Regions from separate parts of the Homo sapiens genome. Here region 2 is linked to region 1. The links are chromatin loops, found by intact Hi-C in ENCODE. Cell type or tissue: Caco-2. All regions are shown on one strand. Each heading gives the region's core, and the rest is flanking DNA. Links, peaks and the distances in the headings are about the cores only. Region 1 holds the start of OR2A14 (olfactory receptor family 2 subfamily A member 14). Region 2 has its middle 15 kb from the start of OR2A5.

The links. Peaks named below come from ENCODE experiments on the same cell type or tissue, not always from the same donor. Only the 100,000 strongest peaks of a DNase experiment are listed, where the experiment ranks them.
Region 2: a loop joins it to region 1, with 10 times the contacts of the local background. A loop is called at or near these places in 13 of 110 quality-filtered maps.

What each region holds. Positions count from the first base shown.
Region 1 is chr7:144,119,675-144,136,073 of GRCh38, reverse strand. OR2A14 (olfactory receptor family 2 subfamily A member 14) reads right to left here and starts at 12,898. Exons shown (of 2, transcript NM_001001659.3): 1 at 12,810-12,898; 2 at 4,886-6,995. The coding sequence starts at 6,961. The coding sequence ends at 6,029. In Caco-2, for the core only: a CTCF peak has its summit at 8,141 (motif pointing right); a DNase peak (open chromatin) is centred at 8,163.
Region 2 is chr7:144,025,292-144,041,690 of GRCh38, reverse strand. No RefSeq gene overlaps it. Among named protein-coding and RNA genes, the nearest start is that of OR2A5, 15 kb to the left of the region's middle. RefSeq lists a silencer at 11,109-11,309. In Caco-2, for the core only: no CTCF peak of the experiment used is centred there; a DNase peak (open chromatin) is centred at 9,750.

The DNA.
Region 1 (16,399 bases), core at 4,916-12,915:
GAGACACATACCGCTAAAATGAATATAGACTCCTACTCCCTCTGGAAGCCTTCATAGGATTAAATCCCAGATACAGACAGATTCACTGGACTCACTGAAGTTTCTTTAGCTAACTCCAGGAGCATAGCTTTTATTTTAGAATCAGATGAATAAAAACATTCTTGAGTTTCTATTGAGAATTAAATTCCCAGGAGGATAATAATATATACTTATTTGTCTTCTCTCTAAGGAGTATAGGGAAGATCTCCGGATCTTCTCTCTGGAGGAGAACAAAGATTTTCTGATTGTCCTTACAGGAAAATTATCAGGACCAGGCAGGGCAGATGATGGCATCACACTATTTCTGCACAAGCTTTCACAGATCTCAAGGGTCATAAACATGAGGCAGACATCACAAATTACAATATCCAAACTCTTAAAATGATTATGGTTTTATTACTTTATACTTCCCTACAATCTCCATGAAGGTATAAGAGAGGCCGTGACTTTCAGATAGTTGAGAGGTGGTTTTCATGGAACCTGGTATGGGGACTCTGAGAAGGAACAGATCTCTCAATGCCAACATAAATTTCTATTTCCTGTAGGAAGTGATAGATACAAATGAAAAAGGATTAAAATAGACATAAGTATCAATTATTGAGCCCTTTTTGTGTTTCAGAAAATGTGACACATTTTCTGCTTTATATGGACTATATATTTTAATCTGATCATTATCCTCATTTTACATATATGAAGACTGACATTTTGATATGCTGTCTGCTATTCTTTAAGTGTGGTTGAGGGACTCTGAAAATTTCTGACAAGCTTTCAAAGAGTCTGTGGGATAAAAACTATTTTCACAATACTATTTAGATAGTTTTAATATTTTTTTACCCTCGTTCTCTCACGAGTGCACACTGAATTTTTTCAGAGGCTAGCTGATATGGCAACAGATAGAATGAAGGAAACGTAAAATGCAGCTTTCTATTAAGCTGAATATTTTAAGAATTGCAAAAATGTAAAATAAAGTTACTTTTTATAAAATATATTATTTATAAGAATATCTTATCAAGAATATCATATTAACCTATATTGGAAGCCATTTAAATTAATTAAAAGTAAATAATAAATTTGTCAGTTTTGATTTCTATTATAACATCAACAAATATACTTACATAAATGAAATATCTTCAGACCCTCAGTAATTTTTAAGAATTTAAAAGTGTTCTGAGACCAAAGAGCTAGAGAATTATTGCGCTAAATTATGGATCACCAATCTAGCAAGGACTAGAGCTGGAAACAAATGATCTTTATTTAATACCAAAAGTGTATTCACCATTCACGTTCTATTGCAGTTGCAACAAATTAACAAAAACTTAATGGCTTAAAACAGCACATATCTATTATCTCACAGTTTCCATTGATCAGAAGTCCTGGTGGTCAGCTGGATTCTCTTTAAAACAAAATCAAGATTTTAGCTTGGTCTGCAATTCTCATCTGAGACTTGAGATCCTCTTTCAAGTTTAATGGTTGTTGGAAAAATTAGATTCCTTGTGGTTGTAGGGTTGAAATCTCTGTCCATTTGTCACTGCTGTTTTCTGTCCTCTGGGATCTGGGATGGCCTGAGCTGCCTGCTGCCACTCTGGTGCCTACATGGGACCACCTCCGTGTTTAAATCAGCAATGTTTGTTGAGTGCTTCACACACTTCAAATCTCTCTGACTTCCTCCTCTGTTACTAGGTGAAAAAAATTCCCAGCCTTTAGAAGACTCACCTGATTGTTACCATGGTAACCTTCACATTTTAGGACCCATTGATCTACAAAGCCCCTTCACAGCAGAACCTAGATTAGTGTTTGATTAAATAACAAAAGTCTAAGGGGGGCCATTTAGAGAATTCTGCCTATCCCATAAAGCCATTTCATCTTAACCACTGAGCATTGTTTTCATTTTTTGATCCTATATTTTTTCCTTGAACACATGCTGTTCTATCAATGCTATCTTTATTATAGGCCTCAAGCTATTGCTTCAGATTTCCCACCCAAAATAACATGGCCCTGAATCCAAATTCCAAAGGGAAAAATTTCCATTTCTGTGTCTTACTCTAAGTGATATGATTAGAGTATTTTAAAGTTTTATATGAGTTTATATAAATTTAACTGAGTTAACCCTTTCTTGTACAGTTCACTCACCAGGCACTTGGCTTAGGCTCTTTTACCAGAATGATCACACTTTTCAGAGTATCTATATTTAGAAAAGCATTTATATAACAGATACAGCAATAGTGTCAGCATAAATATGTCTAATATCTGTGAGTCACTGTGGGGTAGGGAAAGACCTAAGAAAACAGCTAATCCATCCTATAAAGTCGTGACATACACATACATTTTCATGTTTTCGCACTAATCTGATTACCGGCTTCCCCCTTTATTTGCACCCTGTGATAACCTTATACAGAACAATTTAGCGTAGATATTAGCTGATGGTTAGTTATATTAAGTTCTTCTACAGGCCATCCTTTTCCATTGGTATCAGGAAGTTTTAACCTGATTTTGCAATATATTTCATCATCAGTTTCAATATTAACACGAGTTATTTACATAAAATAGTTGAATATTACCAACAATGCCAATGTTATACCATACTGCAGTGTGATCATGGTATAAGCAGTTTCATTCCAGAACAAATCAGTAAGAATTAGAGAAGTATTTACTATCCCTTTCTAACAGCTGTGGCCCATGCTCGTACACCATATTATTACTGACAAGTATCGTTACAATTAGCCATGATTTGGTTATTTCCGGGTTCCAACTCTGTTGGGGACAAATTCAGTTACCCTATCTAGGTTTAAAAGCTTTCCACTGAAACTAGTTTCTATTGTGTGCTGCTATATAGCGGGACCCACCTCTGTCCTCAGGTGAGGGCACGGTGTTTTCAGAATAGTTCCCAGAACTCCTAATTGTACTACAGGTTATATCTTACTCAGATCTACTCTTGGGATGAAGGCAGTCATAGTCCATCAGTGAAAATTATCAGTGCCTCAGAGAACTTCGATAAGTTATAAGGTCTACAAGGTTCCCTTCAGTGATCCCCTTGTGCCTATTCAAGTAGAATGGAAGGCCATTGCCCCAGGGCTGCTTTTGCTTCTGTCTGCATCACAACAGCCAATAGGGACAGTGCACAGTGGCTCACGCCTGTAATCCCTGCACTTTGGGAGGCTGAGGCGGGTGGATCAATTTAGTTCAGGAGTTTGAGACTAGCCTCGGCAACATGGTGAAACCCCGCCTCTACTAAAAATATAAAAATTAGCTGAGCATGGTGGTGCTTGCCTGTAGTCCCATCTGCTTGGGAGGCTGAGGCAGGAGAATTACTTGAACCTGTGAGGCAGAGGTTGCAGTGAGCCAACTTCACACCACTGTAGTCCAGCCTTGATGGGTGACAGAGCAACCCTGTCTCAACAAACAAACAAACAACACACACACACACAAACAAACCAAACCAAAACAAACAAACAAAAAAACCAACCAACCAACCAACCGACAAGCAACAAAAAAATCAGCCAATAAGTCCTGTTGGGTCAGGGCACAAACCCCTCCTCTAACACTGAGTCCTAGCAGTATCCTGCGTTATTTGCTGAGTCTGCATGACCCATTCCACCTGAACTTCATTACGTTTCTATGTTGAGTTCACTCCTTTGCCTTCCTCATGGAAGAGAATTCCCTCTTTTTTGCTTATTCTAGTTAACATTTCTCCCCCTCTTAAAGTGAATTCAGCTTGTCCCAGGATGCCTAGGTAGGCATCTATTTCCCCTAAAAGCTTTTCTTATCTTGTGGGACAGTCACCATTCTTTTTGTTGTCAAATCAAATGTCACAGAGAATTCTATCAGTGAAATATTTTGTCATAATGGATGGTAGACACTGAGAGGAAAATCGTATGCTATTGTGCGAGGGCTAGAAATGGGCAGGTTGATTTTAAAATTGGCTGAGGAGCACCAAGAAAAAAAAATGGAAACAATAATACATTAGTATACAACACTTTACATTTCAGGAATAAAAAGGAAGCAAGATAGGTTAATACTTTCTGAGATTAGTGAAAGTAAGATAACTTGTGCTCTGAATATCAGAGTAGTGTTCAGCTTTAGAAATCCCTGCCGTATCAGTCTAGTGATTCCCTTCTTTACATAGTAAAGATTTCTACAGCATAAGATCTCCAGGCCGGGCTCAGTGGCTCACGCTTGTAATCCTAGCACTTTGGGAGGCTGGGGCGGGCAGATCATGAGGTCGGGAGATGGAGACCATCTCGGCCAACATGGTGAAACCCCGTCTCTAGTAAAAATACAAAAATTAGCTGGGTGTGGTGGTGGGCACCTGTAATCCCAGCTATTCGGGAGGCTGAGGCAGGAGAATCACTTGAACCTGGGAGGCAGAGGTTGCAGTGAGCCAAGATCGTGCCACTGCACTCCAGCCTGGTGACAGAGCAAGACTCCATCCTAAAAAGAACTCTAACATATCCTGAGGTTTTGATATTAGTAATTTTTCCTTCTATGTTCTCTTCCAGGCAAAATTATTATCAGCTATCAGCTTAGGGTTAAGAGTTACATTTCTGGGTATTCCAGGCTAAGATGAGAGTGGCTCTCTCAAAATATAATTAAAACTAGGACTTTTTCAATATCAAGATATAAGATGCTTTTAATAAAATGGTTGCTAAATATAAAAGAAAACAATTAAAAATCTACGATCTTGTTAAATCCACTCTTAAAAATTAATCTGTACAAGATATCTCTGTGCTTGTTTTCACTGGACTGCTGTGCTCCAATTAGAATGTTGAGTTGCAAACTTTTATCCTAAGATCTCAGGCTCAAATTAGTGATGGAGTATGAGGAGCCTGCTCTTAATTCCTGTGTGATGGAGAAACCATGAATATTTACAGTCCACTGGCTATTGAGTCATGGCATATTTTAGAAAGTGTCAAAGGAGGAAAAGTCTCACTCTCAAGTAAGTACAATGTGATCACAGGAATTTGACTGCAAGACATGTCTAATCACATGCTCCCTGAGGCCCCACCCAGTGAGGGTCTCTAAAGTGGGATCAGCTGGAACTATGCTAGTTTTAAGATCTAGAACAAGGGTTCACAAACTACTGTCCCTGGGCACCATTCCAGCAGCCACCTGTTTTTACAAATAAAGTTTTATTGGAACACGGGCACACCCATTTGTTTACACATTGTCTATGGCTGCTTTTGTCAGAGTTGAGTTGTTTTGACGCAGAAGATGGCCCTCAAAGCCTTAAGCATTAACCTGTGTATCTTCACAGGAAGTGTCACTAATTATTGATCTTGAGGATGTGTACTATGCTCCTGTTAACTCAATGTGACTTGGCTACTATTGGCACAAACTCTGCTAGTATCGACCATTTCCAATATTAGAAATAGATTTCCAATAACCTCAATGATAAATAAGCCATTAAAAATTTCAGACATCTTAGTGGGTATATAATAGTATCTCATGGTGGTTTTAATTTACAATTCCTTGCTTACTAATGGTGGAAAGCAGCATTTGTATGTTTATCAGCCCCTTGTATTTTCTGTAAGAGTATATGTTCACATGTTTTGCTAATTTTATAAAATTTGGTTGTTTATATTTTTTATTGCTGATTTAAAGGAGTTCTTTCTATGTACTGTATGAACAATAGTTCCATTTCTGGGTACATGTAGTTTCCATACGATCACTTGGTTTGTGGCTTGCATTTCTTCTTTCTTAATGGTGACTTTGATGAGCACAATGATTAATGTGAAGAGGTCCTATATTTATCGAACTTAAAAATTTTATATCTAGGGACTTTTGTGTCTTCTTTATGAATTTATGCCTATCCAGTATTATAAATGCATTTACCTATCTTTTCTAAAAGATTTGTGTCTTCAGTTTATATGTATAGGTCTATAGTATTCCAGTTTAAGGTAGCATTTATTCTAGCAGAAGACAAAAAAAAAAAGCCAACTTCTATATTTTGCAGGGAGCAAGGCTCCCTCCCCATGGTTCCCTTTGAGATGTCTCACGTCAGCCTCTCCTTCCTCAGTGCCCTCCTCAGGGCGCCCTTGACCTCTGCATTCCTTAGGCTATATATCAGGGGGTTCAGCATTGGATTGAAAAGGCTGTAAAACAGGGAAAGAACTTTCTGCTGCTCCTCAGGATGGCGGGACTTGGGGGCCATGTACGTGACAATGGCGCTGCCAAAGAAGAGTCCCACCACGCAAAGGTGGGAGGAGCAGGTGGAGAAGGCCTTTCTGCGGCCCTCCCCAGACTGGATCCTCAAGATGGCGGCCAGGATGCGCAAGTAGGAGACCAGCACCAGGCAGAGTGGCCCCACCAGGATGAACACGCAGGCTGCAAAGATGACCACCTGGTTGAGCCAGGTGTCAGCACAGGCCAACTTGAGGACAGACAGGATTTCACAGAAGAAGTGGTTGATTTCATGAGGCCCGCAGAAGGGCAGGCTCAGGATGAGAACTAAAGGGACCAGAGCCAGGAGGAAGCTGAACACCCAGGAAGCCACAGCCAGGACAGTGCACACTCTCCAGCTCATGAGGCTATTGTAACGTAAGGGGTGGCAGATGTCCGCATAGCGATCATAGGACATCACCACCAAAATCAGACACTCTACGTGAGCAAAAGCCAAATACAAGAATGTCTGCATTATGCATGGAAAAAAGGAGATGGTGCTTTCCTGGTTCATAAGATTCGTCAGCATCTTGGGGACATAGTTGGAAGCATAGGATATGTCAACAATGGCCAGGTGTGAGAGGAAGAAGTACATGGGTGTGTGAAGCTTACAGTCCAGGCAGATAATCCCAAAGATGACCCCATTCCCCAGCAGGGTGAGTGTATAGAAGGCAGAGAAAAGTCCACAGAGGAGAATCTCCAGTGCTGGACCAACCTGGAATCGCGGCAAGGTGATGTCTGTGATCCATGTCTTGTTGCCTTCCATGCTCTTGTGGACATCTAGGACAGGAAGGTCAGAGCTGTGGGCCAGTCAAAGATGCACAGAGGGAGCACTTAGAAATTATAACTTTGAATGAATTTTCTAGAATTTATTCTCAGATATGTTGCCAAAACTAACCAAGTGTGCTCATAAAAATGAGAAAAAATCGCATTGTATCAATGGAATAATAAGAATACATACATGTATATGTGTATATATATTTGTGTGTGTATGTGTACATGTATATAACATTTAATAAAATATAACAAAACAGGATCTATTATAATATACCCTACATAAGGGGATACACACGCACATGTGTTATTTTGAAGAACTCAAGTATCCTTGCTTCCCTTTCAGTGTGAAATCTTGATTTTTACGTAGTTTGAGAAGAGAGGACCTTGACAAATGTTGCATTATGAGGTGGTTTCACTTGCTCATCCTGCTTCCTTCTCAGTCTGAGATGTGCAGGGACGGGGACCCTCTGTTTGCCATGGGCTTGCTCACTGTCCCTCACCTCCTCACAGGCTTTTCTACCCACTTATTTCAGATTTGAAATCACTTTTAAATAGCTTTCAATTTTGTAGTTTCTTTAAAGCTTTCTGAGATAAGACGCTCCTTTTCAGAAGCTGGCCAGTACTCCCTAGCAGCAACTTTAGGTGCCTCTTTTCCATATCTGGTGTTTGTAGTTTTATTTTGAGAGTTTTCCTTACTTCTTCATCAGCATCTGTTATTGTAAATTAGGCATGAGTGAAATAATTCTTGGCTACATACAATGAATACATGTATATATCTTTAAAATAACTAAGCATGGTGACATTTCTGAGGTCTTTTAAATAAGAAATTCAAAAGAAAAACCAATTTACATTAAGTGGTTACATTTAAAGATGATCGCTGTATCGTAATTGTATTTTATTGGACTCTTTTCTCGATTATAACTTAATATGTTGACATCTCTCAGAGCTTATCTTACTTTCCAGTGTGACAGAGTCTTTTGTCATCAATATATTCCCAGCTATGGCAACTGGGGTTGCTGTCGGTTCCCCTAACTGTATTCTTCTCCATCACCTGTGATCATGCCAGCAGCCCTGTTGCTGTTCAGATGGAATCTGAGCATGTGATGGGGATGGGATCAGGTGCAGCCCCAGCTGGTGAGCTCTTTCTAAGGAGCTCTTCCTGGAGGGTCTGGGTCTATCCAGCCAGCAGGGGGCGACCAAGGGCCATGAACAGGACGGATGGCCTCATCAGGTGGAGAAACCATGTGACCTGGTGCTGTTCTGTTAACACTTCACATTTATTCCAGAAACAGCCTGAGGACTATCTTTATTTTCAAATCAGGCTAAAGGTTCAAATCCAACAGGATACTTTTAAAAAAACAATTTTGATGTCTTTTATTTTAGTAAATACGTAGATCCTCAAATTTATATATTAAAATAGGGTATTGTACAGAGTATTTAAACATTACAATTTTTCACTTAATATAATACTTTTCCTGTATCGAAATTATATTTTATGGACATTATTTTAAAGGGGCACAATATTCTGTCACAATTTACTGAATTTCTTACTGTTTGAATTTTTGTTTATTTCTTATTTTTATTGGCATTGAGATACATTTCTCTTAAACTTAAGATTTGCCTATATTCATAATTATTTATTAGAACATATTCTAAAAGTGAAATTGCAGATGCTAAATATACAGACATTTCTAAGGTTTTTATCCCTATTTTAACTTCCATCTAGAAAATCTGACCAATTGCAATTCCCTCCCACAGTGTGTAAGAATCATGTCTCTTTGCCACATAGTCAGTACTAGGCATTACCAATTACAATCTCTGTTACTTTCATAAGCAAACAATGTTCTGTAACTTATATTTGTATTTTGTATATCCCTTAACGAATGATCCTTGAGTGCATGATCTGTTTCAGCCACTGTTCTAAGCTTTAGAGGCCCAGCTGTGGATGATGTAAACACATTCTGAAAGGGAGGCAGATTATAAAGAAGTAATATTAAGGTGATGTGCTTCTCTTCCACACCTCACATTTCTATTTAGGGAAGGAAACCTCTATGCCCCTGGATAAAATTGTTTTAGAGTATACCTGCCTCTCTCTTTCCCCTAATTTATATGATTTGTGAAACAGGAAAGAGAAACTGAGGGTGACCTTTCTCTGTTCTCTGTTTCACCTGCATGCATTTCTATCTGCTTGGGATTAAGGTATCAGGAGCATGTTCAGTCCCATTTGGAGGTGGGGAAGGGGTGTCAGCTAATGGTTGTGATTTTAATTTGGAGAGAAACTTTGTTGAAAATATAAACCATGCTTTTCAACAGACTTTATTAATAAAATACCTTTTTGAATTATATCCGATTCTTTCATGTATTATTCAACTCATTTTTTCCAGACTTGGAACAGAGAGAGGGCATGATTCATTACCACTGTAAAAGACCAGGAGTAAACAAGTAAAGATAATTGCTGGCCATGAAAAGAACAATGAAGGAAATAATCTAGGTAAAATAATAGAAAGCTACTTGATTTGAGGGGGGTCTCCTTTAGATGGGATGGTTGGAAAAGGTCTCTCTTAAGAGGAGACAGGTGAGTGGAACCTAAACCATGAAGGCCACAACCCTGCCCAGAGCCAAAAGAGGATCATTCTCTACACAGAGAACAGTAATGGAACAGTAAACGCAAAGTCTCTGAACAAGATGCACTTGGTGAGTTCTGGGAAGAGAAAGAAAGAAACACAATGTACCTGAACCATAGTGAGCAGGAGATTGTACTTATTCTTTGTAACCTTGTTTATATTTTTAACAATCTGAAATTGACATAAAAAATTCATCAGTTTAGCTGATATACTTTTGACTTTATAATAATTGATTTACTTTTAGATTCATGAAAGCAGAATACAGTTAAAAGATATGTATGTACAGAACTTCCAATGAGCACATATTTGAAATAGGAAACTGTTTAATTTTCTGCACAATATAATTTTAATGCCAGAATGGTAGTTGTCAATTTTTGGACACAGCAAATGTTGTGTTAATGTCCCAATGAATCAAGCTGAAAAGGAGAAGCCTTTTATCCCTGAGACCTCCAAGCACATGGATATTTTGCATATTTTTAGTCCCTCCTGGCTCCCATCTGTGGTGTACACATCTGTGCTCCTACTGTTCCAAGGCCCAGTGACCTAGGTAGCAGGCATTTGGATGCTTTAGGAGTAAAAAAAAAATCCAGTCATTACCAAATAAATACAATTGTTTGGTTAATCTAAATTCATAATTAAGCAAATCTGGGTTTATAGTTTTATTTGTAATTTTTGTAAAGTAAGGAATTTCGGGGAAAAAAACCCCAGCAGCCTAGAATAAACTATTTCTAAAGAGCAGGAATAAAGAAAGAAACAAATAGAATTCTTAGTGAAAGTGAAATTTAATCAGACGTGAACTACATCCAAACTGTATAAAACTCTGGTTATCAACTGTGCTTTTAACAGTTGTGTACAAGAGGCCACAAGGAGAAAAGTCTATAATGGTGGCTACCTACACACAAAAATTGTCCATCTGTTCAATTGTGAAGTTAAGTAAACAAATATACAGTATAAGAGGAAAATAGTTTTTTTCCTTTTATTTATTGGCATCCTTTTGTATTTTGGATTTCACAGTTCAAGTAGTCAGACTTTTCTTTTAGAAAAGCCTGTGGAAGTTCAATAAAGAATCAGATATCTGAAAGGAAGATTTATTTAGGCATCCACTCCAGTTACACATTACAGAACAATCTTCAGTGGATGGAGTAAGGGAAAAAACTGCATGGATACATTTTTCTGTTCTTAAAGAGCAAAGCAAATTTAGCAGTGACAGAAAAAAATATGGTCTCTGAATAAGAATGAAAGCAACAGGAGTAACAGTCTTGGCCAGAACACTATTCCAGTCTTGATTCTGAGCAATGAACATGACGCATTTGAGTCACGTATTCTAAGGCTCATTATTGTCAAATGTAAAATGTTGACCACAGATACCAAAAGGACTGATGTGAAGAAGAAATACCATCGCACTGGTACATTATAGGAATTTAATAAATGTCAGCTGTTACTAATGATATTAAAGAGATCGTAAAATTGAGGGAAGTATTAAAGCATAGGAATTGGAAATCCAGTGCAATCATCATGGTGTTGCAAACACTTTCACGTTTATCTTGCTTTTCTTTTTGGCTGTTTTTGAGTTTAAATATAAGACACACATTTTGCTTTGATTTCCTAATATAAATGTTCCTATATTTTGATTTTTAAAATTAAAAAGCAATTTAAAGAAATGGAAGACTCCTTTGAAGTAACCACACTCCCTTACTGAAGAAAAAAAAATACAGGCTGTAATAGTAAGAGGTCAATCCCACCATGCTAAATATCCCAATGATAGAGAGAGGATTAATTTTTTGGAAAGAAAAGGGGGGCGTATTTAGGGTGTTTAGCACTGACACAAAAGAAAAGTTTCTATTGAAAATTGTCTTAGAATGGGAGCCCTGGGGCCTCCAGCAGTGGGGTTGTAAGGCAGCACTGATTTGTCAAATCTTTGCAATTACTCAGAAATAACTTGCCATCTCCAATAATATACTTTGACACTGAGCTTAGTCCTAGGGAGCAGCCTAGTTTTTTTTTTTTTTTTTTTTGAGACGGAGTTTCGCTCTTGTTGCCCAGGCTGGAGTGCAATGGTGAGATCTCGGCTCACCGCAACCTCCGCCTCCCAGGTTCAAGCAATTCTCCTGCCTCAGCTCCCCAAGTAGCTGGGATTACAGGCATGCACCACCATGCCTGGCTAATTTTGTATTTTTATTAGAGATGGGGTTTCTCCGTGTTGGTCAGGCTGGTTTCAAACTCCTGACCTCAGGTGATCTGCCTGCCTTGGCCTCCCAAAGTGTTGGGATTACAGGCGTGAGCCACTGCACCCGGCCGCAGCCTAGTGTTAAAAACAAATGAACAAGCATGGATTCCTGAGCCCTGCAGCCTGGGTTCAGATCCTGGCTTTGCTGCATACTAGCTTTATGACTTCTCTGTGCCTCTTCATGCCTCAGTTTCCCAATCTACAAAATGGGGTAATAAATTCTGTCTCATAACATAGTTGTGAGGATTAAATGCATTAACTCACATAAGAACTTAGGTTTTTTAGATATATAATTAGGGATATGAGAACCATCGTTAAGGAGAATGTCTGGATCCAGTCATCATAAGGAGACATGTTCTGTGCTCAATGGTTCCTCTGCTAAAATCAGAAAAAAAAAAGAGAACCTGTACCCTGACAGGCACTGGCTTTTCCCTGTGAGTGAATGGTGCCTGTATCCAGAACAACTGAGAAGGGGATCTTGTCTGGTGACACAACGCTTCTGAGAATGTGCAGGACTAGGCAGTTAGCAGAGGGGCAAGGAGGATACATCCCTGGGTAAGCAAACCACTTACAAACTCTACTTCAGTTTTTAAAATTAGCATTATTTGTAAAAAAGAGTCACCTGAGCCGCATAGCCCCTGACAATCATTGGAGCCCTTTAGCCAGATCATACCCTATAGGGATGGTTATCTGATCCTCTTCTATGGCACAGTGATGACAAAGCCAGGAGCTGCCACAGGGTAATGAGGGGATATGGATGGAGGGGCCGAGAAGGTCAGAGGTACATGGCCATATCCTGGGATAGACGGTGGCCCCTAGAGGTCCCCTCAGGACCCTAGCTATAAATACAGACTTAGAAGCAGAAGGAGACCACATAGCACGGGCATTTCATCGCTACTATCTGGAGCCAGTGATTTCATTCACTGCCCCTTTCCCATTTCCATCTGTAAACCCTTTCTCAAGGCAAATACACCACATTTACTTACAGTACAATAATCTGTGGTCTTTTCTTCTAACATACCCTTGGGCTTGCTAGGAACCTCAAAGACAGGAAAGGCAGAATGGATAGACTGGGATTGATTCTCCTCGCTAATGAGGCCTTCTTGGGAGGTGAAGCCCAGATACAAAGCTCTCCTGAACTTTATGATACAATTAGTTGTGTAAGCCAGGCTTTTTCTACCATCATTTGACTAGACACTCACTCCCTGCAGAGAAAAATAATAATTGAGAGAACAGAACCCAGTGGTAATACTTCTAATCATATCTCTCCAGAGACAATTAAAGATATTTGCTACTTTCCTATTAGCAGGCAAACCAGTGAAGGCATTGCCCATGTTTATTCATTTTGTTCTTTCAGCATTCCCATGGGATGTGTTATGTGTGTTTACTTGGGATTGGACAGGGACAGGATTTCTGTTAAAAGACAAGACTCTTGCACAGAAGATTTAAAAACCAAGATCATGTCTTAAATTAATTTCTTTCAATACTTATTCTATCAATCTTAAAATTGTTCCACTCTCTAATTCCTAGTTTCCCTAGAGGAGAGCCAATGATCTCTTGGTCTCTGCTGGTTAGAGGTCCCTGAATTCTGTTAAAGCATCACTTCAGAAAAATAGCTTTCTCTCAATGGAGAAAACGTCATTGTAAAATAACTACTGCAAATTTCTCACAAATATTATTGACTTGGTAGTTCAGGTATACTTCATCTTCTTCCTTGAATTTCTTCAGTGTGCCTTCCATCTCAAGCATTTCTTAGCCACATATTTATTTCCTTATTGTGGGTTAGTGCCTACAGATAAAATGGCCATACTCTTTCTTTCTCTATCCTTTTTTTTTTTGCACTAAGTGATAAAGTTTGACGATTGTAAAATCCTTCCAGTTCTTACCCTCTGAGTGTCTTTTCTTAACCTAGATCTCAATAGAGGTTTAATTCTTAAATTATGGTGGAGGGAGCACTTCAAAATAATAGTAATAGATTTAACCTATCATGGAGAACAGTAAAAGATATATCCAAGAGGAGTATAATTGGAGTTATTTTTCTTTTAACATAATCTGTGTGACCAATAGAGGCTTACTCTACTTACCTCATTATTCTTCAAAGCACACACTCTACTTCATTCAAGTACTACCCCTAGCAGCTCCCAGTCTTGAAATTCTTATTCCTTATTTCAAGACAATTTTAACTGTTCTACCCACTTGACTTCATACTTAATACTGATTCTGCAAAGCACTCTTGGAGCCCTCTTCACCAATCCAACCCAAACTGGTCTCCCTTGTGAAATAGAACATAACATTTACATTTAGCATGCTTTCAGGTTGTACATAAATAGCTTTTTACTCCCAGTATTTTTATCATTAACGTTTTCTAAAAAGTTACCACAGAAAATTAATTTGATCACCAACATTTGGTGGGCTCTTTTTTGGTTCCATATGAACTTTAAAGTAGTTTTTTTCCGATTCTGTGAAGAAAGTCATTGGTAGCTTGATGGGGATGGCATTGAATCTATAAATTACCTTGGGCAGTATGGCCATTTTCACGATATTGATTCTTCCTACCCATGAGCATGGAATGTTCTTCCATTTCTTTGTATCCTCTTTAATTTCATTGAGCAGTGGTTTGTAGTTCTCCTTGAAGAGGTCCTTCACATCCCTTGTAAGTTGGATTCCTAAGTATTTTATTCTCTTTGAAGCAATTGTGAATGGCTCTCATGATTTGGCTCTCTGTTTGTCTGTTATTGGTGTATAAGAAAGCTTGTGATTTTTGTACATTGATTTTGTATCCTGAGACTTTGCTGAAGTTGCTTATCAGCTTAAGGAGATTTGGGGCTGAGACAATGGGGTTTTCTAGATATACAATCATGTCGTCTGCAAACAGGGACAATTTGACTTCCTCTTTTCCTAATTGAATACCCTTTATTTCCTTCTCCTGCCTAATTGCCCTGGCCAGAACTTTGAACACTATGTTGAATAGGAGTGGTGAGAGAGGGCATCCCTGTCTTGTGCCCGTTTTCAAAGGGAATGCTTCCAGTTTTTGCCCATTCAGTATGATATTGGCTGTGGGTTTGTCATAGATAGCTCTTATTATTTTGAAATATGTCCCATCAATACCTAATTTATTGAGAGTTTTTAGCATGAAGAGTTGTTGAATTTTGTCAAAGGCCTTTTCTGCATCTATTGAGATAATCATGTGGTTTTTGTCTTTGGTTCTGTTTATATGCTGGATTACATTTATTGATTTGCATATATTGAACCAGCCTTGCATCCCAGGGATGAAGCCCACTTGATCATGGTGGATAAGCTTTTTGATGTGCTGCTGGATTCGGTTTGCCAGTATTTTATTGAGGATTTTTGCATAAATGTTCATCAAGGATGTTGGTCTAAAATTCTCTTTTTTGGTTGTGTCTCCGCCCAGCTTTGGTATCAGGATGATGCTGGCCTCATAAAATGAGTTAGGGAGGATTCCCTCTTTTCCTATTGATTGGAATAGTTTCAGAAGGAATGGTACCAGTTTCTCCTTATACCTCTGGTAGAATTCGGCTGTGAATCCATCTGGTCCTGGACTCTTTTTGGTTGGTAAGCTGTTGATTATTGCCACAATTTCAGATCCTGTTAAAGGATTCCCTATTTAATAAATGGTGCTGGGAAAACTGGCTAGCCATATGTAGAAAGCTGAAACTTGATCCCTTCCTTACACCTTATACAAAAATTAATTCAAGTTGGATTCAAGACTTAAATGTTAGAGCTAAAGCCATAAAAACCCTAGAAGAAAACCTAGGCATTACCATTCAGGACATAGGCATGGGCAAGGACTTCATGTCTAAAACACTAAAAGCAATGGCAACAAAAGCCAAAATTGACAAATGGGATCTAATTAAACTAAAGAGCTTCTGCACAGCAAAAGAAACTACCATCAGAGTGAACAGGCAACCGACAAAATGGGAGAAAATTTTCGCAACCTACTCATCTGACAAAGGGCTAATATCCAGAATCTACAATGAACTCAAACAAATTTACAAGAAAAAAACAAACAACCCCATCAAAAAGTGGGCAAAGGACATGAACAGACACTTCTCAAAAGAAGACATTTATGCAGCCAAAAGACACATGAAAAAATGCTCATCATCACTGGCCATCAGAGAAATGCAAATCAAAACCACAATGAGATACCATCTCACACCAGTTAGAATGGCAATCATTAAAAAGTCAGGAAACAACAGGTGCTGGAGAGGATGTGGAGAAATAGGAACACTTTTACACTGTTGGTGGGACTGTAAACTAGTTCAACCCTTGTGGAAGTCAGTGTGGCGATTCCTCAGGGATCTAGAACTAGAAATACCATTTGACCCAGCCATCCCATTACTGGGTATATACCCAAACGACTATAAATCATGCTGCTATAAAGACACATGCACACGTATGTTTATTGAGGCACTATTCACAACAGCAAAGACTTGGAACCAACCCAAATGTCCAACAATGATAGAGTGGTTTAAGAAAATGTGGTACATATACACCATGGAATACTATGCAGCCATAAAAAATGATGAGCTCATGTCCTTTGTAGGGACATGGATGA
Region 2 (16,399 bases), core at 4,950-12,949, 94 kb after region 1:
TTCCATGTCTATTATGTTGCCTTTGGGAAGCGTTAGGAGGCACATTAGTGTCACATGGAAAGATGGTCTTGCTGTCTGATTGAGTTTCACGGGCCTTAGTGCTTCTCATGCAGAACAACTTTTAAAATGCTTTTGTCTTTCTTTTATTTTAAAATACCACCTGTGCTCATCATGGAAGAAAATGAAATTCACCCATCAGGCCACACCTCAAAGGTAGATTTGTTGACATTTGGTGGTTTCTTTTTCCCAATTTTCATATATTTTTAGCTTAATAGACCTCACATTATACATAAAATTTCTGATGCTGTTTGCCACTTACCATGATAATCTAGGCAATCTATCAATCAATATAATTTTAACTGATGATTCTCTATGTGGCTTTGGACAAGATAACTAACATCTCCAAATTGTTTTTCCATCTGTAAATTGGGTATAAAGTAATATTGCAGAGTTCTCATTAGAGCTAAGTTGAAAAATAAAGAGGTAGTTATTATAATATTATAAAGTTATTCTTTAAAAAGATTGATTCAATTAATTTTTCCATTTTTAACTAATTTTTTTAAAATTTTATTTTATTTTATTTTATGTTCTGGGATACATGTGCAGAATGTGCAGTTTTGTTATATAGGTAAATATATGCCATGATGGTTTGCTGCAACTATCAACCCATCACCTAGGTATTAAGCCCTGCAGGCATGAGCTATTTATCCTGATGCACTCCCTCCCAACTAATTTTTTTTTTTTTTTTTTTTTGAGACGGAGTCTCGCTCTGTCGCCCAGGCCGGACTGCGGACTGCAGTGGCGCAATCTCGGCTCACTGCAAGCTCCGCTTCCCGGGTTCACGTCATTCTCCTGCCTCAGCCTCCCGAGTAGCTGGGACTACAGGCGCCCGCCACCGCGCCCGGCTAATTTTTTGTATTTTTAGTAGAGACGGGGTTTCACCTTGTTAGCCAGGATGGTCTCGATCTCCTGACCTCATGATCCACCCGCCTCGGCCTCCCAACCAATTTTTTAAACAACTCCCTGCTTTCATGTTTCTCTCAGTGTGCCTGCATATAATTTCTAAACTGTCTTCAACAATTTGATAGTCTAAAACTACAACTTTCTAATTTGGATATGTCTGATTACTAGGAAATTTGAATGTAACATTATTGTATTATTGGGCATTTGCATTTCCTATCCAGAGTGCCTGGCTCAGGACCTGGCCAATGGAAAGCACTCAATAAATGCTTGCTGAATGAATGAAAAAAGTAGTTAATATCAGCAAACCGTGCATATAACAATATTTGTTATTAATTTACATGCACTTTTTATTCATTAGAGTTATGGATTCTGTGTTTTTGTTTGCTACAAATATGTTTCCATTTAATGTTTGGGTTTTTATATGGAGAAACTGTAATTCTTTTAGATTTTTCATTGATTTTAAATTTTACAAATTCATCCAGTGGATTATATGATTATTAATTCCTTTGTTTTCAAATAGAAATAGGTTAAGATATCTAATTGGAATTAGAATTAGAGAAATGAGTTTATGTTTAGGTAGAAAATTCAAGCATGATATAAGTCATTGGCATTGAAAGAATTTTGAAAACTTCCAAACTCCCTTGCATTATTTTAAGTTGACATCTAAAAAATTTACTATAAGTTTAATAGTTTCAAAGGATGACTTTGTTTTAAGAATAAAATTTCTTCTCTTTGTCATAATATTATGTAATTTTTACAAATAATTTATTTTAAAATAATTTTACAAAAAGTTGCAAATATACTACTGACAGCTACTGTATCTCCCTAATTCAGATTCCTGTATTTCCTTCTTTTGTCTGATTGCTCTAGCTAGGACCTTCAGTATTACGTCAAATAACAGTGGTGAAAGAGGGCATCCTTGTCGTGTTCCACATTTTAATGGAAGGGCTTTCAGGTTTTCCTCCATTTGTTGTGATACTAGCTGTGGGTCTGTCATAGATGGCTTTCATTATGTTGAGGTATGTTCCTTCTATCACCAGTTTTTTTAGGGTTTTTTTATCATGAAGGGATGTTGAATTTTATCAAATGTATTTTCAGCATCAACTGCAATAATCATATGGTTTTTGTCCTTCATTCTGTTGATATGATGTATTCCACTGATTGATTTTTGTGTGTTGAACCATCCTTGCATCACAGGGATAAATCCCACTGGTCATGATGAATGATCTTTCTAACATATTGTTAATTTATAAAATGAGAAAGAAGAGAATGTACCTGAGTATGAAAGACTGAGAGGCAGGGAGCATCATGGGGCGTACTCTCCTCCCTGGGTCTTCACATTGGTTATTGATTTCTCTGAGTTCAGTCCCAAGCCTCACTGTCTTCTGCTCTAAGATTTTGCAATCTAAGCCTTATCTTCAATTTTTCCATAGAATAACCTCTAGGCTCCTGCTTAGGGCACGTTTTTGCCTAACCGAGTGGTGGTGGTAAAGAGGACAGAGGATTCAGCTGCTGTAATAATAGATTTTCAGCTTACACCCCTGTTTTCACCCTTTTTGTATTCTCGTTCTCAACTATTGCTAGTCTGAAGTTTCCTGAGGACCCTTGAAAGGAATGCACTGTGCTTCTAAGTGGTTTCTCTTTTGCGTGCTTGTTAGCTGGTAGCTTCTTATCTGATAAGTTGGTTACTACTCCCCTTGTGCCTTTCTGTATTGAAAAAGAAATCTGCAGTTTCTCTGGTCTGCTTCTGTCTTCCCTCTAATTTTATATTTTTCTGTGGATTATACCTTTGCTTTTTTGCCATTTTAGTGGTAGCTGGGGAGGAAAAAGAGATAAGCATGTATGATAAATGTTCTCTGCTTTAAGAGACCACTTATAATCACCTAAAATTGTATATTTCTGTTAACTAATTCTTCACTCTAAGAACTTTCTCTCTAAAACCTCTGACCATCTGATCACCCTATATAAATTAAATTGAATTTATCTAAACAAAATTGCCTAACATATCCAGGAAACTTTTTTGACTATTAGTACCTTGCTGGCTTACTTTTTTCCAGGAAGTATTTTATAAGTGTCAGTATTGTTTACCTTTCAATAATGAGCTGAAGCCTCTTTATAAAATTCCATCAGATATATCTTGGCAATACCTCTACTGACTGGACTGTCTATATTAAATCGAATCCACCCTGGCTTCTTTTTTCAATTACCTTAATCTCAATGCTGCTGAGATGTCAGACAGATGGTAAGTGTAAAAACCAATGTGAATGAAAGCTCAAAAGAATTGGTTACTTCAGCAATAAATGTCAGTCTATTTCATAAATTGGCCTTATAGACCTAAACTTATTTCTCCAAAGTAGCTTAAATTAAATGTTTTTCATCACAAATTGAGTAATTCGTTCAATTGAATGTCCAAACTGGCCTGTATGTGGATAAGCACATTTCCTGGGAGTGAGGGATCATTTGGCACATCCATCAGGTTAATTAAAGACCAGAGGTAGCCTGAGTCTGGGGTTGGGGTTAGTAAGAGTATAGATATGCTTTTCATATCTATATTGAGGATTTGATCTATAGCACACCTCCTCTAGTTGCTAGTCAACAAGACAGAGCTGAGAGGCCCAAAGTCTAGACTCAAATATAAAACTAATGAGAAAGGCCTGATCTATAAGAGACATATTAAGGCCTTCTGGAGTACTCTCCATCACTTCCTCCCTCCCTCAGTGGCTGTGAATGAATCTAGAGAGATTCTAAGTTGAAAGGAATGTGCACTTCTGAGCCTTCCCAGGGAAATCATCTTCTGGATCTCAGAAGTTTCCATGCCTTGCTCCCCGGGAGCTCCTGCTGTCTCAGTGTAGGAAGAACCAATGGCCCAGGAGCCATGTGGAGAATTCATTAAAAAGACACAGCTGGAAAGTTGTCTCAGGCATCTTGGTAAAGATAAAAAAAAAAACTTTATAATTGATCTCATAGGAATAGAAACTATTTTAGGTTTTACAAAGTAAGTGTCAGAAAAAAATATCCTTATGGGGTTCATTAAAACTTTACCACAATTAATTACAGCAGCAGCACTCTTCAGGCAACTGCTCCAGAGACCACAGGCATTTGGCCTTTGGGAACAAGTCCTGGTTACACAGCTGTGGGGCACCAGCATTGGTGTTTAAGTGGAGTGAGGAGACACTCTCCTTGGAGACTGGAGATCCAAACATCTTATCAATAGATTGGGCTTTTTTCTAATTCACACATGTAGACAAAAATAATAGACCAAATATCCTACAATATTCTAGGCACAGTGCTAAGTCCTTTATAGGCAGTTTCACCAATCCTCAAAAAAATGTTTAAAAGTGAATATTTATTACCTCCCTGTTCATAAAATAAGAGACAAGTTCATCGAAGCTAAAGAACTCTTCCAAGGTCATATAAGTGACAGCCCCAGAAATTAAAACTCATTCTAAAGTCTTTTCCACTTTTCTGCTGATGGAGAGTTTAGCATGAAGGTGCATGTGCCATCTCTAGACCTACACATAGACCCTAGTTCCACCATCCAAACAAATGCCTTGAATATTCTTTCCCTGGAAACAGCAAGGAAGACAAAAACAGGGCAACATTAACTGAAGACATAAGAGTAAAGGATATGAGTTAGAACTTCTTCAAGTTAATACGGTTCTGATTTTAACATATGCTGCTAGCTTATATCTTTCCCAGTTGTTTTTAACCCCAAGTCTAACCACCCCCTTGACACACACTCAATTCAGGCACCTTTATTGAAATGCTAGTACAAGAGAATCTTTCTTGATAGATACTAAATTGATGGCAACATATTCAACTCTTTCAATTCTTCTATAAGCTTTAACTAAAGTCTATGGCATGGGAATGCTTGAAGTTAATAAACTACAATGTTTGTCTAGGTCCTCCAAGCAGCAAATGCCAAGATAGACTAGATGTCCAAAAGATTTGTTGTAAAAACATCATGAGGAAAAATGAGCAGGAATCCAGAGAAGTTTGGAAGAGCCATTGAATGCAGCTGTGATTCTTGTGAAAGAGAAATAAAAGGAAGTGAGCAAAGCAAATGAAACACCAAGGGTCATAGCAGGAAAACAATGACACAAGTTACGCCATTTGAGAAAAGTTTAATAAAAGGACTATTTACAAAGGTATGAGAGGAATATGGGAAAACCACAAGCAAGGGTGCAAGATACCAGGATAGTGCAGGATTCTGAGCTTGTAATAAAACTCCTATACAACCTCTAGGCCTAAATGAGAAGAGAGGATGGCTGTTATTAGAACCTGGAGACAAGGATGACTATGTAGAAGGGTTGGCTAAATAGGAACTTGAATCAGAGTCAGTTGGTTCAGTCCATATTTACCCTGCAGGAAGTGAATAAATTCTTGACCTCACAGTTCTCCCTCTTTCCTGTTTCTCTTGTCTTTGCTTCCAATAAGCCAGACTTAGGAAGCCAGAGGGCTGCAGAGCCGTAGTTTTTACAGATCAGTCTTACAGGGCAGAGAGCAAGGTAAAGATGGAGGGTGGATATGGAGAAAAGAATGCCAACTAATAAATGTAAAAAGAATTGAAAGAATTATGAAATGACTACCTTGGAGCCAACTTAATAATTTATTCAAGCAAACAGTGGATGCTAAAATAATTGACTGAAAATATCTTAGGAGATAGGATTTTTACCGGAAACAGATCCCAATCCAGACCACAAGAGAGGGTTTTTGGATCTCATGCAAGAAAGAATTCAGGAAAAGTCCATAAAATGAAAGCAAGTTTATTAGGACAGTAAAGGAATAAAGAATGGCTACTCCTTAGACAAAGCTGCCCCGAGGGCTGCTGGTTGCCCATTTTTGTGTTTCTTTCTTAATTATATTCTAAACAAGGGGTGGATCATTCATGCCTCCCCTTTTTAGACCAAATAGGGTAACTTCCTGACGTTGCTATGGCTTTTGTAAACTGTCATGGTGCTGGTGGGAGTGTAGTAGTGAGGATGACCAGAGGTGGTAGCCATCTTGGTTTTGGTGGGTTTTAGCTTGTTAATTTACTGCAACCTGTTTTATAAGCAAGGTCTTTATGACCTGTATCTTATGCTGACCTTCTGTCTTATCCTGTGACTAAGAATGCCTTCACCTCCTGGGAATGCAGCCCAGTAGGTCTCAGCCTTATTTTACACAGCCCCTATTCAAGATAGAGTTTCTCTGGTTTAAACACCTCTGACAGGATCTTCAGGTAGTCTCCCAGATTCATGCTGTAGAGTACTTATGAATTCCCAAAGGAGAAGATACCCTTACAATGAAGAAATGGTGGAAAACACTTAAACAAATCACCAAATAGCATTATCAATAATGGGGCACACTGACATCATATGTCTCCTGATGTGATGCACTGAGAAGCATACAACATGTCTATGTAGAATTACTTCCAAAAAAGCTTTATCTGAATCTGGATATGAGGATTCCAAATTTCAGGACCTTCTACAAAACAAGTAGACTGCACTCTTCAAAGAATCCCAATGACATGAAAGACAAAGAGTAAGAGAATGGTTTGAGATAAAATTAGACTAAACAGGTAAGAAACTAAATGCTCTGAAACAATCTTTGATTAGATCCTGAATTGAATAACAAGATAGAAACCCAAAGAGGCATTTTTAGATAGTGTTATCATATTAATGTTAAACTCATGAGTGTGATAATGATATTGTATTTAATATTTGTTCTTAGAAAATACTTGCTAAATTATTCCGTGGTATATAGGGGTGTGTGTGTGTGCATGTACGTGTACATATATTCTATTAAGATTTACTCACAATGTCTAAAACGTACTTTTAAGTGATTCAGCATATATATAATATATATATCCACTGATGTATTTATATCTTATATCTACATCTATATCTGTATCAAGAGGAAGCAATATAAATGGATAATAAATATATAGAAAATGTCAAAATATTAACAATTAAGAATTAGTTAATGTAGAAGGAGATATGGGTGTTCATTATATTATTCTATTAAAATTCTATATATTTAAAAATTTCACAATAGAAAGGAAAAAAAATTGAATTAATCTACTCATAATAAAACTTCCATCAAACTAGGAATAAGCAGCAACCCCTTCACATGGTGAAAGTGAAAGACTTAATAATTTCCCATTAAGAATGACCTTTGGGGCTTGCTAGCAATCCTTGTTAAGCCCACAGCAGTCTTTAATCTGGGGTTATTCTTATTACCACCATTGAATCCAACTATTGATGCCATTGTTTATTGCCACTTTCCAGGACTCTATTCAATGGCCATATGTTAAGAGGTGTTTCACTCTAGCTGATGGGGACATGAACTCTTCCTGGCCTGGTGTGAGCTCTGAGAATAACTGTTCCCTGTTTGTTTCTGATGGTTTTTCCCCAGCCACATTTGTTTTCTTATAGAGATGGGCTGATCAGTATTCAGCCACAGGTTTGAGGAGAACTCTCTGAAGATATCTGGAGTTCTCTCTCTCTCTGTCTCTCTGTCAAAGTTCTCTCTCTCTCTCTCTCTCTCTGTCTGTCTCTCTCTATCTCTAACTCGATCTCTCTGAGATGTCTTTCTCCTCTGGTACCTTGCCATGTTAATACTAATCAGCTTAGCATTTAGGAAGTTGAACTGTTTCTCCTGAACTTCATGAGACCACAGGGTGAGTTCTCTCTACCTCTCTCTACGCAGTAAGCTAAAGCAATTACTGAATTTGGCTTGGAATGTTTCTTGGAAGATCATCCAGGGAGCTGGCTTGGATCAGAAAGTAGAAGAGATGGACTAAATATGGAGCCATGCCGCAAGTGTCATTTGCATGAAAAGGATTATCTTTGTAGAAAAGGCTAAAAGAAGATATTCTTTATTGTTAAAAACAACAACAACAACAACAAAACCTGAAGTTGCACACTCTCCCTGGCTGTGAGAAAGTAAAGCTCAAACACACTGAAAACCCTGGATCATAAGGAAATGTTCTGTTGGTTTTGGCTCTTCCATCATACAAATCCCTGGAAACATGCTTGTCTGGGGAATAAAGTCATCTGCTTTAAAAATAAAGAAAACCAGAATAATGTAATTCTTGTTATTTACAGGGATTATGTTCTATACAATCACCTCAGCTATTGCTCTGAGGGGAATTAACAAAACCTCAGCTATTGCTCCTAGGGGAAATAAATACAGGGTTACAGTCCTGCAAACCTTTCACAGCAGCATTTCATCAACTTAAATACAATTTGCATTCACATTATATGAGTTCCTTTGCCAATATCCTTGTAAAACAAGCTGGTTTCATCAGTGTTGAAAAACAACTCGTCCATGTAATCCTTTTTCTGTATAACACTTAGCCTTTATTTTAAAAATTCTTCTCCAGCTTTCTTACCTGCAGAACCTATCTTTCCTGCAAGTTTAACATTTTCCATGCTGCATTTCCTTTGGTAACATGTGACCCAGCCAGCACTAGCTGAGAAGGGTTTAAGATTTTCTTGATCTTAGATAATATGATCATAAATTTCTTTGGCTTTCAACCTCACAATAGTGCTGCCCACTGTGGTTTTGCTGTTGTGACTGTTATTTGTTTTCTTTTTATTAGCTGTTATTTTATGCATGCACACATTTAGTCACTCATCTCTGCCATAGCTTCATAGCACACTATAGTTGCTACTTTAGCACTTTCTTGAGTAGTCTCACATACAGATTGGTAAATTTTCTCTTTTTTTTTTTTCTGGAAGTACTGTATTTTTCACTTGTTAACATTAAATCGGTACCAAAGGTTATCTAACACATTTATTTTCTCTGTAAAGTCACATTACAGCTTTCTTGTGCTTAGGAACACTGTATAACACTTCAATATTACACTTGAGGGCCATTTTAAACAGTAAAATTATCAACAAAAAGCACAAGAACATGGAAAATGTGGCACCGGGGTAGCCTGCAGAAAGAACGCTAGTTTACAGTTTGAGAGCTGAACCAAGAAGACAGAGCGTTGTCCTGTTTGATCTCAGCCAGAAACATGCACATCTGGAGACTCAAATGTTTGCCACACTGGACACGCCCTTGAATAACCACAAAAGTAGCCTGAGTATTGATTTGGGGCTACAAACACATTTTAGCAAGTAGGCATATTTACAAATACGGAATCTGTAAATAAAGAGAATATCTGCATCTACAAATTATTCTACAAGGAAAAAGCTGGAAAACTTAATGGCTGATTAAAAAAAATCACAAGAGAATTTTGTTTTACAATACAGATGAATGTGGTAGGCAAACACTTCTGAAAGGAAGCCCTTTTCTTTACAAAATAAGAAGAGCTTTCAGAGACTCAAGACTTTGCAGAGACTCAAAAATACTCAAATATCTTGATGTAGTAGAAATAAATACCAACATGGCACGTGTATACATATGTAACTAATCTTCACGTTGTGCACATGTACCCTAAAACTTAAAGTATAATAAAAAAGAAATAAAGTATGATCACACAAATTTTAAAGTAGAAATGAAATTTTGTACAAAAATACTTCAGAAATAAAGTTGAAATTGGAACAGGTATAAGGAGAATAGAGACATTGCTGGAAACACACAAAGGAATATTGAGCATATAAATAATAAAAGCAAGTATACCCAAATTGAAATAGAGAATGAAAATGAATTAGCAATGCTTTTGGAGAAAGATCTTGATCAGAATGGGGAAATGTGAAAGCTGCCGATACCAGGATGAAGTAACCAGTCAAACACACACAAATTGGGGTCAGGAGGGCATGAAGGAAAGGAACTCATGCTTACTTGTCTGAGATACACACACACACACACACACACACACACACACACACACAGTCTAAAGGACTTTAAAAAATAACCCCACGAGAAATTCTTGCATGTTTCTCATATATACACATACTTTTATGATAAGGTTTATCACTAAACATTCTTTAGGATTGCAGCAATTCCGATAAGATGTTCCCTTAACACTTGCCGAGTAATAGCATCTCCACCAATGAACCAATATCTCTGGCTTTGAGCCAATGAATCCAATGAACTCTATTTCTGAGCAGTTTACGTAAACTTCAACCATTGGCAATAAAAGTTTTCCTTTACTCTTCCCTCACTGTATTTGCCATAGTACATCCCAGATTATAATTCTCTTTATTTACTCCCAAATACATTTGTTTTGTTGGGAGATAATCTTCTCTGGTGTCTTTTTTTCTTAAATTGACACATGAAAAATGTGGAAGATAGGTGTAAGAGTGCTGATATGTTCATTTTCTAGAAAATTTAAGTCATAAAGTAAAAGTAGTTTAAGTTATAATTCAAGAATATTCTTCTGAAGTAAAAATTAGACATGAATCTAGATATTGAAAAGGCAAACTATGTCCTTGGGAAATTGACACAGAATGGAAGTATAATGATACATCCTAGTAATGTTACTAAATTTAAAATATAAAGAGAGAATCATGTGGTTAGCTAGGCAAAAGTAAAGCTACTTATAGAGTCAGTCTAGATTTGTACATTTTCATAGCAATATCCAATAGCATAGCTAAAGTTTGTGAAGGAACATTTACAAAAATCCTCCAGGAAAGAAAGTATCACACAAGTTTTTTACCCAGCCAAATGTTTGTACAAATGAAAAGACACAAATAGTATAGAACATAACAGAAACCAAAGAATGTCAGTCCCAGAAAATCAGTGACAGAAGTGGCAGTGAGCATTGAATCTTTTTATTTGTAGGACTGTGATGAAAGTAAATATGAGGACTTAGCTGGCAGGGCAGAATGCAAATGCCAAAAACATGACTTGAAAATATAGAAATAAGTACAAATGACAAAAAATGGAAGAAAAGAAGATAGGAGATTGTGTAATGCTGACTTCCTCATCTTTAATGTCTGAGAGCAAAAGTATTTCACTTAAATCTGGCAAATCAAGTAAAACAGATATAAGTACATTTAATTGATAAGAATAAATACTAAGAATGGTAATATGCTCAACTAAAATCAGATGAGAGAGGAGAGACAGGAAGGCAGGATAAAGAGTATATAGACAAATTCCATTATTGTCCATAACAGGTAATTACATTCATGTGGGAAGTAATTAATTCAATGTAAAGAAACAGAAGCTTAAGGATATTGCACAAAATTAGAGATCTAAAACATAACCTCCAGAATGAAACTTAAATCTTAAGTTAGAATGATCTTAAATCTTCAATGTTAGAATGACACAAAAAATAAAACATACAACACATGTTTTTTAAAGCTACAAATCCACCAAGCTTAACATAAAATCCAATGCTCTATCCTAAAATAAACATTTCAGTTATAAATAGACAAACTCACTTATTAAAGTAACTTAGAGTTTCGATATAAATAACAAAGTTCAATTTTACTCTGTTCACAAGAAACAGAGTTAAAGCAAAGAGATTTATAATATTTAAAAAGAAAAGCATGAGTAGTGGCATACTTTTTCTTTTTTTCTGTTTCTGTTTTTGGAAGTACTACATTGTTGACTTGTTAACATTGAACTCATGGTGTGCCAAAGGTTATTTAACACCTATATTTTCTCTGTAAAAGCACATCACAGCTTTCTTGTACTTAGGGACACTATGCAATACTTTAGTATTACACTTTTAAACAGTAAAATTATGAATTGTAATCTTAATATCAGAGTAAAGCAAGAATTGTAATCTTAATATCAGACAAAAAAGTTAATGTCATATAAGAGCATGTAATAAGACCAAATAATATAATTAACACAGCAGATATTATAGTTATAACTACATAAACTTCAAATGAAATAAAGTCAACCTTTATAAAGCAAAATCTAGAAGTGACTCAAGAGGTAATAGGAACATAGAACTAGCAGGAGTGAGGAATTCAACTGTTTTCACTCTGTATCAGATTATGGGAAAAAACACATAGAGGTCTAAATAGCATAATTAACAAAATAGATATAATTAATACTTCACAGTCTCTGAAACCTGAAAACAGACAATGAACCTTCTTCTTCTTTTCTTTTTTTTTTTTTTTTTTTTTTTTTTTTTTGAGACGAAGTTTTGTTCTTGTTGCCCAGGCTGGAGAACAATGGCGTGATCTCGGCTCACTGCAACCTCTGCCTCCCAGGTTCAAGCAATTCTCCTGCTTCAGCCTCCTGAATAGCTGGGATTACAGGCTCCTGCCACCACGCCAGGCTAATTTTTGTATATTTAGTAGAGACGGGGTTTCACCATGTTGACCAGCCTGGTCTTGAACTTCTGACCCCGGATAATCCACCCACCTCGGTCTCCCAAAGTGCTAGGATTATAGGCGTGAGCCACCGCGCCCGGCCGAACCTTCTTTTTAAATGCCAGTAGAAAACTCATAAGGAAAGGGAAAGAAAGAAAGGAAAGAAAAGAAAGAAAGAAGGAAGGAAGGAAGGAAGGGCCACATATCAAGCCTAAAATAAACCTAATTTCCAAAAGTAAAATGAATGCCTGCATTATTTTCTAAACACAATTCAAAAAAATCAAATTACTAATAAAATAAGAAAATTAAATTTCCAAAATTTAACAAAACATGTAAATACTATCTGAAAAAAGCTTAGTAACAGTGCTTACTAAAGCAACAAACTTGACCATGTTCTTGAATAAGACTGAACATTATAAATATGCCAATTTCCCCTAAGCAATTTAATAATTATAATGCAAACCCAGTGAAAGTTGCAACTGGATTTGTTTTAACTGTAGACAGGATGATGCTGAAATCACATGGAAAAGAAAAAAGAATGAACAGCAGGACACTTCTATAAGAGAAGAGTTATGAGGAATCCTGGTCTTTTGTATTTTCAAACATTATAAAATCAGAGTGATTTGAAGACTGTTACTGGTGCATGGTTAGAGAGACACATCAATGGATCAGAATAAAAAGATTTTAAGTAAAGCACATATTTTCAATATATGTTGAATTATAAAGCACATAATTTTCAATATATGTTGAAATTTTGTTTATGATGATTATGACATCACAAATCAGTAAGGCAAAGTTTGATTACTCAATAAACATACCGAAACCACTAAAAGTGCTAGAAAAATAATAATGTTGGATTTATGGCTTTCCCTTTACGCTGTGTCTCCCAGGAGTCAAGATCCATTCCCAAGACACGGGCAAGCAAGAAAAACTCCTTCACTATATACTCCTGAGAATGTTAAACCATGTCAATGTATAACTTTTAAAGAAAAATTAAATGCAAAAAGCTTCTTTGTTTATTCAGTTTTGAAAAATGTATTTTTCTGATTATACAAAAAATATGTTATAAAAATGTGAGGAATGCAGAACATATCAAAAATAACTGAGACAGAGTAAAGCACAATCCCAATAATGCCAAAAAGCAATAAATGGCAGTTATTACTACACTTCTTTTTATGTTTCTATTTCATTTATTCATTTTATTCCACACTTAAGTCACATGTAATACTTAATAAAGTTGAATGATTTAGTCAGAATCCTTTTTCAGCTGGACTTCATGCCACAATTTCATTCTAACTTTTCACCTACGTCTTTGACCTTAGTGTCTTTGTCATCAGAGCTACTTTGTGAATCATCCAACACAATTTTCCAAAGCACATCATTTTCACTTCCCTTTAAGTTATTTGAAATATAACACCTTTTGAATCAATGTGTGTTCCTTTAGTGGAAATCTTATTTCAAGCCAGAAGTACTCTTTCATAAACCATTAAGATATTTGCCTTTTAAAAAATTATTGATATGTAGTCATAATTTGAAACTGTAACCACTGCTACTTTAAGAACTTGAATTACCAATTCCAAGCTTTGTGCCTTTGAATTACAAAGTCCTTCATTACACTGACCCAATTTAGTGATTAGAGTTTGTGATTTATTCTTTATCTTCTCATATCAAATTGATTTACTCATACCTATTTCACTTAAATTAGTTAATGCCCTTTTACTTTCTCATCTTACTCTTTTGCTTTTTGTTCCTTGAATATCTCCTTTTCTCTCCTTTCCATTGCATTAAATATTCCTTCCTTGCTTCTCTAGCTATCCAAATCCTACACAGCTTTCAAGATTTAACACAAATTACGCTTCTTCTAAAACTGCATTTTTACTCACGGCACGTTTAGCATGTTTTTCTTACTCTTCTGAGTTCTTATAGAAATTTGTGTTCATTTTATTAGTAGTTTTTTACTCATATTGAATAATTCAAATATTTTATCATCACATTTTACTTACTAATATCTTATATCTCCATGTTGGTGGTAAACACAATTCTTTGCATTTCACCTAACAGTTTATTTCACATAATAGGTGCTCAGCCTTACCTAAATCTTGAGAAAGTCCTTGAAGTTTCTAAATCTCAGTTTATTCCTTTGAATAATAGAGAATATTGGACCAGGTGAATGTTCAAGGCCTGTCTCAATACTAACTCTCCAATGCCGATTTAATTCTTGAACACTATTCACATTTCCCACTAGATGGTACTAACACCAAACAAACACTACTTGAGAAAATTGATAGTATTTTTCCCCAGAAGGTCACTGCACTATTTTATTTGTCCTGGACTAATTATTTATCGTGTACATAAGACAAAATACACGTTTTTTTCTGATACTATACAACAGTCTACTGTTGGTATAGCTGAACATAAACTAATAGCTACAGCATGAGATGCATTATTATGTTTCAAGAAAAACGATAATATTTTTGAGTGGCAGAGATGAATAATCAGGATGGGTAGCCTGTTATGTACAACAGTTCTAATTGGAAAAATACATTAGAGACATATACATTCAACCGTGGTACCATCAAACCAATCAAGGAACCAAACATATCTTATTACTTCTAAAAATGTACTTGTATTCTTTTGAGTGTGTGTTTTTTTGTAAGACCACTTAACATGAGATCTGTCCTTTTAACATATTTTAAAGTGCACAATATTGTATTGTATATAGCAGATCTCTATGTCATATTCATCTTGCATAAGTGAAACTTTATGCCCATGTGTTAGGGTTCTCCAAAGAGACAGAACCAATAGGATATGTGTGAGGATAGATAGATAGATGATAGATAGATAGATAGATAGATAGATAGATAGATAGATAGATAGATAGATGATAGATAGATAGATAGATAATTTGAGAGGGGATTTGTTAGGAGAATTGGCTCACACAATTATGGAGGCTGAGGAGTATGGTAACAAGCCATCAAGCTGCAGACTTGCTGGGATGCCAGCACTGTGGCTCAGTCTAAGTCCAAAAACCTCAGAATCAGGGAAGCAGAATGTTTAATCTTTAGTTCAAGTCTGAAGGCCTGAGAACCTGGGGGTCCAGGGGGCGCTGGTGTAAGTGCTGCAGTCTCAGGGTCCCAGGCCAGAGCGCATGGAGTTTTGATGTGGAAGGGCAGGGTGCGGAGAGTGTCCCAGCTCTAGGAAAGAGAGAGAGAGGACAATCCTTTTCTCCCTCTTTATTCTATCAAATTGGCCCTTAGCAGATTGCATGGTGCCTACCCACATTAAAGACAGATCTTCCCCACTCAGTCCACTGACTCGCACACTACTGTCCTCTGGAAACATCCTTAGAGACACACCCAGAAACAGTGCTTTACCCGTTCTCTAGATATTCCATAATCCTGCCTAGTCGATACCTAAAATTAAGCATTTAAGCAACAACTCCCTGTTTCCCTCTTCAGCCCGCCCCTAAAAACCACCACCCTCTTCTCTGTTTCTATGACTTTTACTACTTTAGATACCTTGTAAAGGATGGTATAATTGGTGTATGCATATGTCAAAGCTCAATGAAATGTGTACATTAAATTGCACATTTTGTCTTTAGTTGTACATTGTGTACATTTTCTAAATTGTACATTGCAGAAAAACTCTGATTATCTAACATTTTTAGCTTTATTGAGATATAATATGTAAATTTCACATATCAATTATATCACAATAAAGCTAAATAATTATAGAGAACCACAGAGTTTTTCAATTGGGAAGTTGACTATAAATAATTTAATGTGTAGCCTCAAAAAATATTATTTGGAGTAATGTTTATGAAATTAGCCCCAAATGCCTTATTTAACAAATATTTATAGATGGCTTACTCTGTATACACAAAAAAATAGGATAGTTGTTTGAGGATACACAATGATAAATCATGTATGGATGCTGTTAAAGAAAAAGGAAACAAAAAGGCTTAAAACCATAAAAAAACTTAAAAATGAGAACATTCAGGGGTCCGATATGACCTTCAGTTGAAGAAATCATCACTGATATTCATGGAAATTGGGGTATTTTAGATGAATTTCGGGTTATGGGCTCAATTTTGCTTAGTCGCATAAAAAAGCAAATAGTGGAGGATAGTAGAGGACATTGAATGTCAAACTCAGGTCTTTAGATTTCATTCAGTAGGTAACAGGGAAAACACTGAAGACTTCTTCACACATAGACTCATTATCAGACCTGTG